Linked DNA regions of Homo sapiens: region 2 is linked to region 1. The links are chromatin contacts, found by Hi-C or POLR2A ChIA-PET in ENCODE. All regions are on one chromosome and are shown on one strand. Each heading gives the region's core, a stretch centred on a gene start or an enhancer-like site at or near the end of the contact. The rest is flanking DNA. Distances are from core to core; before and after follow the strand shown.

Evidence for each region. A loop is a pair of places that touch in the nucleus more often than their neighbours do. ChIA-PET counts read pairs that join two places held with the same protein, here RNA polymerase II (POLR2A). Pooled maps may share reads with other maps.
Region 2: a loop to region 1 is called in a map of B cell, with 1.8 times the contacts of the local background. The contact joins the promoter of MS4A5 here to the promoter of MS4A14 in region 1. A Hi-C loop is called at or near these places in 2 of 168 maps with a recorded cell type or tissue (B cell and CD8-positive, alpha-beta T cell), 3 of 37 single-sample maps with no recorded cell type and 3 of 50 pooled maps. POLR2A ChIA-PET finds 5 or more read pairs at or near these places in 2 of 52 experiments (OCI-LY7 and activated B cell).

Annotation. Positions count from the first base shown.
Region 1 is chr11:60,394,229-60,398,812 of GRCh38, forward strand. It overlaps MS4A14 (membrane spanning 4-domains A14), which reads left to right and starts at 2,231. Exons shown (of 5, transcript NM_032597.5): 1 at 2,231-2,488; 2 at 3,624-3,752. The coding sequence starts at 2,351. It overlaps MS4A7 (membrane spanning 4-domains A7), which reads left to right. Exons shown (of 7, transcript NM_021201.5): 7 at 1-1,720.
Region 2 is chr11:60,426,981-60,431,564 of GRCh38, forward strand. It overlaps MS4A5 (membrane spanning 4-domains A5), which reads left to right and starts at 2,592. Exons shown (of 5, transcript NM_023945.3): 1 at 2,592-2,847; 2 at 3,816-3,944. The coding sequence starts at 2,695.

The DNA of each region.
Region 1 (4,584 bases), core at 981-3,480:
AATATTACATATTAGGGATTGTAAGAAAACTTTAATTAAAAATTAAAGACTATATATAATTAAACTACTCTGCCCTGGACACTCTCTGAGAAACAGATCTACTGGGCCCTTTTTCATGAGCCATTAGGTGGAAGACAGCAAAGAGATCTTCTCAAGTGCTTAGGATTACCTCTCAACACACAGCAAGCATGTCCCTGCCTCCCATGAATCTTACCATGTAAATCCAAATCTCTGCAATCCTGTGGCACCAACCAGTGGTGCTCATTCTATTGTTTAAAAATGGCCTTCTTGGCTGGGCGCGGTGGCTCACTCCTGTAATCCCAGCACTTTGGTAGGCCGAGGTGGACGGATCACCCGAGGTCAGGAGTTTGAGACCAGCCTGGCCAACAAGGTGAAACCCTGTCTCTACTAAAAATACAAAAAATTAGCCAGGCATGGTGGTGCGCACCTGTAGTTCCAGCTACTTGGGAGGCTGAGGCAGAAGAATCACTTGAACCCGGGAAGGGGAGGTTGCAGTGAGCGGAGACTGCACCACTGCATTCCAGCCCGGCCTACAAGAACAAAACTCCATCTCAAAATAAATAAAAAAATAAATAAAAATAAAAATAGACTATATATAGTCTTTGAATTCATTTATTTTAAATAAATGAATAAAATAAAATAAAAAAGAATATTCAGTCGTTGGCACATAAACTATGTTCTCTTCTGTCATTTCAGGGTAGGAGTCAATGAAGACATCTTAGTCTTAACAAGTTACAGATAATCTCTGACTGGCATGTTTTCTGCTTCTAGCTTGGAGCTAAATGCTGCTCATGCTGAAAAGAATAATGTCTATTTCTTTGTTTGGGTATTAGCTCTATTTTGATCTATAGCACAGTTTTGTAATTCAGATCATCACCCCTGCACTTTGTACCACATGGGCGTATTCTTTCTTCCCAGTCATTGCTGCAATTATCTTGTCTGTTCTTTGTGTAATATGTTCTGTGTGAGCCTCTGCATTAAACTCGATTTCTTGGGCAATTATGGAAATTCCAGTGTGGCTGCAGTTTAACTTTGCACTCTCTATGCATATGAGGTTTCCTAAATAAATGAGGAGTAGCATAGTTTAAAATATATATATCTTATAACTTTCTACAACAAAGAATTATTGAGTCCAAATGTCATCAGTGCTCATTTTGAGATACCCTGCTATCGATGGTCGCTACAAACCAGGAAATACTCAAGTTATTATGTGTATACATTGGTTTTAGTTTTATGAAACAATTTACCTTCATGATCTCATAGTTAAAATTGTAATAAATTTAGGAATATAAAGGATCAATATGGGAAGCAAAATTTCTAAAGGCAGTTTCTGTTGTTTTAATTAGTATTTGTGTAGTTCAAACCAGGAAGGATTTGACTATCATTAGATTTTGCTTAACTTTATGAAAGCTAAAATATTCTCTGTTATAAAGGGGCAACTCCATCTGGTCCTATAGCATCTTTACTACTGATTTTTTTTTGTTTAATTTGAAAATGCAAAGAATTGTTAAATGTTCTTAAATGTTCTCACTACAAAAAAAGAAAAAAGATAACTACGTGAGGTGATGGATATGTTAATTAGCTGGATTGTGGTAATCATTTTGGAATGTATATGTATATCAAAACATGTAGTACACCCTAAATATATATAATTTTTATTTGTCAAATATACCTCAATAAAGATGGAAAAAAATCGAAATTCAAAGTTATCTACTGATTTTTATAATACAGAGAAATATGGTTAAACAGTAAGTTAGAAAATTCATCAAGTAAAAGAAACTCCTTTCAAAGGAGGGCAGAAGCGTGGCTGAGTTTAAAAAACATAGATTTTGGAGACAGGTCAAGTTGAGTTTGCCCCTTCCCTGTCCTGTATGTCTTTGGGTGACATAACCTTGCTGTTCCTCAGTTTCAGTATTGTAGAACTGTTAAAAGAATAAATGTTAGTGCATGTCAACACCTTCTACACAGTTCCCAGAACATAAGGAATATTCCATAAGTTTTAGTTCCTTTATAACTCATGAACATATGTGTAAGGACTTGTTTCGTATATACCATCTATTCTTTGTTTACCATATGTTTGTAAGCAAATTGACAAGAGAGTAAGTCTTCTGGATACAGTACTTTTCACCAGGAAGATGGGGGGCTGAGCATGCTCTAGAATTCTAAAACTCTGTGACTCAACTATGATTCTGAGATTCTACTACTGAGTAGAGTCATCACTAAGGGCTCATCTCTGAGGGCTCCATGTGACTCTGGTGGAGAGGTAGATCATGATTTGGGCGGCAATGTTTGCTCACTCTTTCCCTTACTAGAGTTCTGCCATAGAATCATGGAGTCAACATCCCAGGACAGAAGGGCAACTCACGTCATCACTATAAAACCAAACGAAACTGTATTGACTGCATTTCCCTACAGACCTCATAGCTCTCTGCTGGATTTTCTGAAGGGAGAGCCAAGAGTCTTGGGGGTAAGTCCTCTCCAGTCAATAGGTCTTCCAGAAGGGGAGAAAAGAAGTTTATTTATTCATGTATGTCTGCAGAGATATGCAGAGATTATTTTCAGGGAGGGAGTTAATTCTACTTTTCCCCCTTCACCTTACATGAGAAATTAGTACTGATCTTTGAATCCCAGCAGAGGGGGAAGCAAGAAACTAGTATAACTTTTTAAAATATCTCATTGAGGAAGTGACTTCAGGGTGTGGTGGCACCTCCCTTGAAGCTAAGAAACCATAAGTGGAGAGGTTTGACTTCCCCTTCATGCTCTTAAAGGAATTGGGAGTGCTTCAAAACCCATATTCAAAGCTCCACAGTGAACCAAATGATAAGGCATGCAAAACGTTTTTCATCACAAATGCACCCAGGGGAGAGCTGTATGCACAGCCTCCATCCTTTGTACAACAGCAAAAATCATTACTTGGTGTGCCACAGCCCAGAGATGTGGCCTGGGGACAAAATCTAGACTGCCAGAGAAGTTGCGCCCTGAGAACCACTGCTGCTATTCTTTTCCCTGCAGATTCCTACAAGCTGATAGGCCCACTGGGCTATTCTCATCCCTAGTTGGGTCCATGGATGAAGGGGAGGTGAAATGCAAGCTCATCCCAGGTTCTCCACTCTATGTCATCAAACTTTTTAAATTTTTAGACAACTGGGATGAGCCCCAATTCCAAAAGCCTATACTGAGTGCTGGAAAATGTGGGGGTGGGGGCTGTTAGGATAATAATAGGATACTGGTGAGACAGACGAAAAAACAAATGTAAAGGTGAATAGTTTATAGTCCCTGTGCTCAAGAAGCTTATAATCTGGGGGTAGTCAGACATGTACTCAAATCTGTCTGATATAAGATTAATTGGTAACACCAGGGAAGATAGAAAATAATAAAGAATAAAAGTGAAGGATTTGAACCTGAAGGATCCAGGCAAGCAAAGTGGGAAGGAAACACATTGAACTGAGTCTCTTAACAATCTGAGAATGATTGACAAATGAGAGAGGAAGGCATTTGGATGGAGGGAAAGGTGTGCCATGGAGGCACACCCTGAGGGACGTGGGGTAGCCCACAGGGTCTTGGATACTTGTAACCTCATGTACCCATTTCTCTCCTCACAGGCTACCCAGATCCTGCTTGCTCTAATCATTGTGGGCTTTGGAACTATATTTGCACTTAATTACATCGGTTTCTCCCAAAGACTTCCCCTTGTTGTCCTCACAGGATATCCATTCTGGGGAGCACTTATTGTGAGTACTGTCGATTAGAAGCTTTGGAGAAATTGCTATAAAGATAGATTTGAACTGCTTCACGTCCTAGGGTAATGAATTCCATAAATATGGCCCTCCAGGAGACCAAAAAAGGCAGCTCCCTTCACGGCAAAAGAAGCAACTCCATTTGGTCACTGCACTACCATCATCATTGTAATAACTACTCTCAGGTGCTTAAAATTTGTTTCCAAAGCCCTTGTGTGTATAGTAAGACATTTGCTCCTCAATACCAACCTGGGAGACTAGATGCACAAATATCCTACTTATTCCTTTGCAAATAAGGAAACTGAGCTCAAAAGTAGAGAATAACTTAAACATATCTAGCCTAGCTAGCACTCATGGAATCACAGACTCTGAAAGCTTAAAAAGAATTTTAAAATTATTATCACTCATCCTCCTTCTTAGCCCCAGAGACAACTTTATGAGTGGCACTCATCTAGATAATCATATAGCCATAAATATTATTCTTAATACAGTGCTATTTCTATCCAATCCCCACAGCCTGGATTCCTAATTTTGTGCCATAATATTTAAGGACAGACTCATTAGAGCTTCTCCTACTATAACATACACTCCTGAGAAGACAGCAGTGTTACTGTCTGTTTTAGTTGTTATATTCTGAGAACCTAGAATCATGCTTGAGGCATAGTGTGCATGAACGAACGAATGAATCAATCAATCAATCAATCAACAAATAGGTGAAATAATTAATAAATTAGGCCACTATCTCTGACTATTAAAAATCCACAGTCTCTTTTGATAAACAGAAATACTCCATGCCTTTTCTATAATGTGCATTTCAGAAACAACC
Region 2 (4,584 bases), core at 1,342-3,841, 33 kb after region 1:
AAGAAGCTTGAAATTAAGGCTGAATTTCAGAACATTAATGAATACAAACATATTATATATTATTCCATAAACCACATTAAGACTAGAGTAATTTGCATTAAAAGAGTAGGTTTTGGCAGATTGGAAAATAAGAAGAAATATGAGGATATGGAAAATTTTTGAAGTAGTGAACAGATACATGTCATCAATGTATAAAGGGGCCTAGGGCATTTATTAGCAGGAGGCCATGGAGTTCCACAGCCACCCTGAAATGGAGAAATTGTAAAATAACGTCTGTACTGGGGCCGGGCACGGTGGCTCATGCCTGTAATCCCAGCACTTTGGGAGGCTGAGGCAGGCAGATCACAAGGTCAGGAGATCGAGACCAATCTGGCTAACACGGTGAAACCCTGTCTCTACTAAAAATACAAAAAAATTAGCCAGGCATGGTGGCGGGCACCTGTAATCCCAGCTACTCAGGAGGCTGAGGCAGGGGAATGGCGCAAACCCAGGAGGCAGAACTTTCAGTGAGCCGAGATCGCACCACTGCACTCCAGCCTGGGCAACAGAGCAAGACTCCATCTCAAAAAATAAAATAAAATAATGTCTGCACTGATTCAGTGTGACATTTCCAGTATTATAGCTAAGCTCATAGAAACACATTTAACCTATAAAGAATCAACAAAAAATGAACTTTGGAAAGAGTGCAAACATAAAGCAAGACAAAGTATCTGCTCACCATGCTAAAAATGGCAATAATAAGAGAAATAATACTTATTACTCTTATTTTTATTACTACTACAATTTACTTAGCATCTACTACACTCCAGGTACTTTAAAATTTACTCACAATAACTGTATAACAATTTTTATTCTCATAAAGGAAATGTAATATTTTAATAAATATGTAAATTAATAGATAACTTAGCCTAGACCCCATAAATAGTAAATAAAAGGGCTTGGGGTTCATTCTAGGTTTCTCTTCTCCAAAGAGTAAGTCTTCCACTGCATCACCAGATTGCATGAATTAAAGAATAATAAAAAACAAAGAACAATAAAAAATTAAAGTTATATTTCTGCCATTTGTCAGATAGCTATTATAACACTGTGCTAGTCATCATGCTTAGAGGGAGAAAAAACAAAAACTGGGGAAGGTATAGAGCAAAGTTAAAACCTGAGTAATTAGGGTGAAATGGTGTTTTATAAAAGTATGTTGCAACATAGTGTGCTTAACTTAGGGAATGCTAACACAACATCAGATGATGTTCATGAAGGATAATCACCATTATGATTCAACGTCCATAGAAAACTGAACAAGAGATGGATACGTTCAGAGAAAAGAAATTGTGAGGGAGGGGTGGCCTTTTAAAATATTCTAACTGGCAACTGGTAAGTGGCTAGAGGCTGTCACATCATGAGGTTCAATTAAGGAAGACCTGATCTCAATAGGAAACACCAGAAAATGACAAGGTACAGTTAAAAACAGACACAAATTGTTCCCTTCCCTTTCTTTCTTGTCCTTTCAAGATGAAAGTACAGATCCTCCCATGAAGACATTAGGGGGCCTATTTTCTTACCCCTCGAATCTGGGTTGTCTATGAAATTTGATTGGCCAATATGACATTAACACACATGACTCAGCAGAGGTTTGAAAAGTATTTGTGAATTGGAAGAGAACCAAGAGTCTGCCAACTGCCAGAGACATGACTGAGGCCATCCTAATTCATGTAATTGGACACTCCACCAGGTGACCACAGTTGCATGAGACAGCCTGGTAGAGAAGTGCTGAGCAGCCTTAGATGAGACAGACCACACACAGGACCCACAGATGTGTAAACAAAAGCCGATGGTGGTTGCTGGAACTAACTACATTTTGAGGGATTTGTTACACAGCTAAAGCTACTTAAATCAGGTGGCAAAACCACAAAGTGACAGGAAAAATGGATGTTATCTATACTTCAAGAAGTGGTTAATTTGTTCCGTGGCCTGAGAGATTTTGCGTTCTACCTGTGTCTGAAGATATGGAACTGGAATAAATGTGTATCTAGTTGCCATTTGGTAACTAAAATGTCCTTTTTTTTGAGACAGAGTCTTGCTCTGTTGCCCAGGCTGGAGTGCAGTGGTGCAATTTCAGCTCAAGGAAACCTCCGGCTCCTGGGTTCAAGTGATTCTCATGCCTCAGCCTCCCGAGTAGCTGGGACTACAGGCACGTGCCACCACACCCGGCTAATTTTTTATATTTTTAGTAGAGATGGGGTTTCACCATGTTGGCCAGGCTGGTCTCTAACTCCTGACCTCAGGTGATCCGCCCGCCTCAGCCTCCCAAAGTGCTGGGATTACAGGCGCGAGCCACCATGCGCGGTCCCTAAAATGTCTTTATATGTAGATCATCTAGTCCAATTTGGTCAATGTATATATGAGGAATCAGAAACCAGGAGAGGGGGATGTGACTTGCCAAAAGTCACAGTAAACTCCTAACTAAACCAGGACTACTTGTCAGGTTCTCTGATCCCCAGTCCCAGGCATTTTACTTATAGCCATCTTGGGATCTTGAGCAGTCCTGAGATTCTATGACTCTGTGACTCTATGGTTCTATAATTCCAAGACAAAGCAAACAATTCCAGTGCTCCAGGCAGCCTCAGCACAAGAAAAGAACATGGTCTAGACTGAAGTACCAACTAAATCATCTCCTTTCAAATTATCACCGACACCATCATGGATTCAAGCACCGCACACAGTCCGGTGTTTCTGGTATTTCCTCCAGAAATCACTGCTTCAGAATATGAGTCCACAGAACTTTCAGCCACGACCTTTTCAACTCAAAGCCCCTTGCAAAAATTATTTGCTAGAAAAATGAAAATCTTAGGGGTAAGTAAGACTTGCCCCTATGTATATTTTACTGAGGCAGGGGAAAGGCTAGGGAAATTATCTGTTGGCACATGTTTGAAGGTAGGAGCCTATTCCAATTCTTCTTTAAGACAATGTGAATATAGAGTGTTGGTGGGCCATTTGAGAGAGGATGTTTGAGAAGAACGAATCATGTGGGTCTGGACTTGACAAAAAATGCTATCATTTAGGACTCACCTACTTAAAAAGTGATAGTTGCTATGGCAGTAAATGAGATTACTCAGACTGAGAAGGTGGACTGAGAAGAAGAGAGCAGAGCACATAGACTCACACGTTTTTGTATATTGTATACCTTCCATTTTTGTATATTGTCCTCATTAGTCTTTCCCAGCACTTGTCAAACCACTGCTTGGTGTCACAGTGCATCACATGAGTGGCTCAGAGAGGGAGAGAAAAAAAAAAAAAACCCGAAGAGATGGAGAGTCCTCTGGGCCTGAGAGTGTGACAATACCTCAAGAGGCTCAGAGAATTGGCCATCTCCAGGCAGGGCTCCTCACAGTCCAATTCTGCTTGAGGCCAGCCTGGTATACTCATTTAGAATTCAGTGTTTCTCAGACATTCACATTTATGGGCTAAAGAACTGAAGAACTTATGAAGACACAGGTTTCCCAGCCTCACCTGGAGACCGTTCAGTAAGTATGGGATAGGGCCTGATAGTTCGCATTTCTAGCTCCCAAGTGATCCTGATGTTGCCAATCCATGGACCACATTTTCAGGAGCACTGATTTAGATCATTTTACCTATCACCAAATACCAGATAGAGGAATTAAGAAAGTACCCAGGAGCATCATAAAGGGACTTCTATTATTCTTCCCCTAATTACCAAAGAGAGTAATTGCCAAATCCTTTTGACCAAAAGAAGATATTCTAAACAGAAGGGAAACTATCACTTTGCTTTTCCTCACCATGACTTTTTCCTCTATTTGCAGACTATCCAGATCCTGTTTGGAATTATGACCTTTTCTTTTGGAGTTATCTTCCTTTTCACCTTGTTAAAACCATATCCAAGGTTTCCCTTTATATTTCTTTCAGGATATCCATTCTGGGGCTCTGTTTTGGTGAGTATAGTCAATCAAGTTCAATTTGAAGCCATGCCAACCAGGATGTTAGGGAATTCTTCACAATGAAATAAGCTAGATCCAGTTGTATGACATGCTTTCAAAAGTGCAAAAAACTAACCTTGTTGAAATTATTTCCCCATTAGTTCATCACAGTCACTGATATTCCATCATTAGGTCTTGAAGTTCCTTTGGGAATACTTCTTTTGAGGCTTGCAGTTGTTTATTTGGCTATTCATTCATTTGAAATTAGTTACTATTTATTATAAGCCAGATACACAGAGAAAGGCAATGGGCCTCTCCCCCAAAGACCTCTCAGTCTAGCAAGAAAACATGTAAACAGGTCACTTCAAGTCAGTGTGATAAATGTTATCACAGAGGTGCAGGAAATGCTTATGTAAGCAGAGATGAAGGAGCAATTTATTCTTTACAGAAGTGAAGTGGGAAGGGTTTCTCAGATATACCTTTTGAGCTGCGGAGAGGTATTTATTAAACCCAGTGTAGTCACAATCAATAAACATTAACTTAGGACCTAATTTAGTGCCAGAGAATGGGCAGAGCAATGGCTTCAGGGAAAAGAAAGCAGTGCCTGAGCTCAAGGTCTCAGTTGAGTGAGGAGTCAGACAATTAACACAGGGTG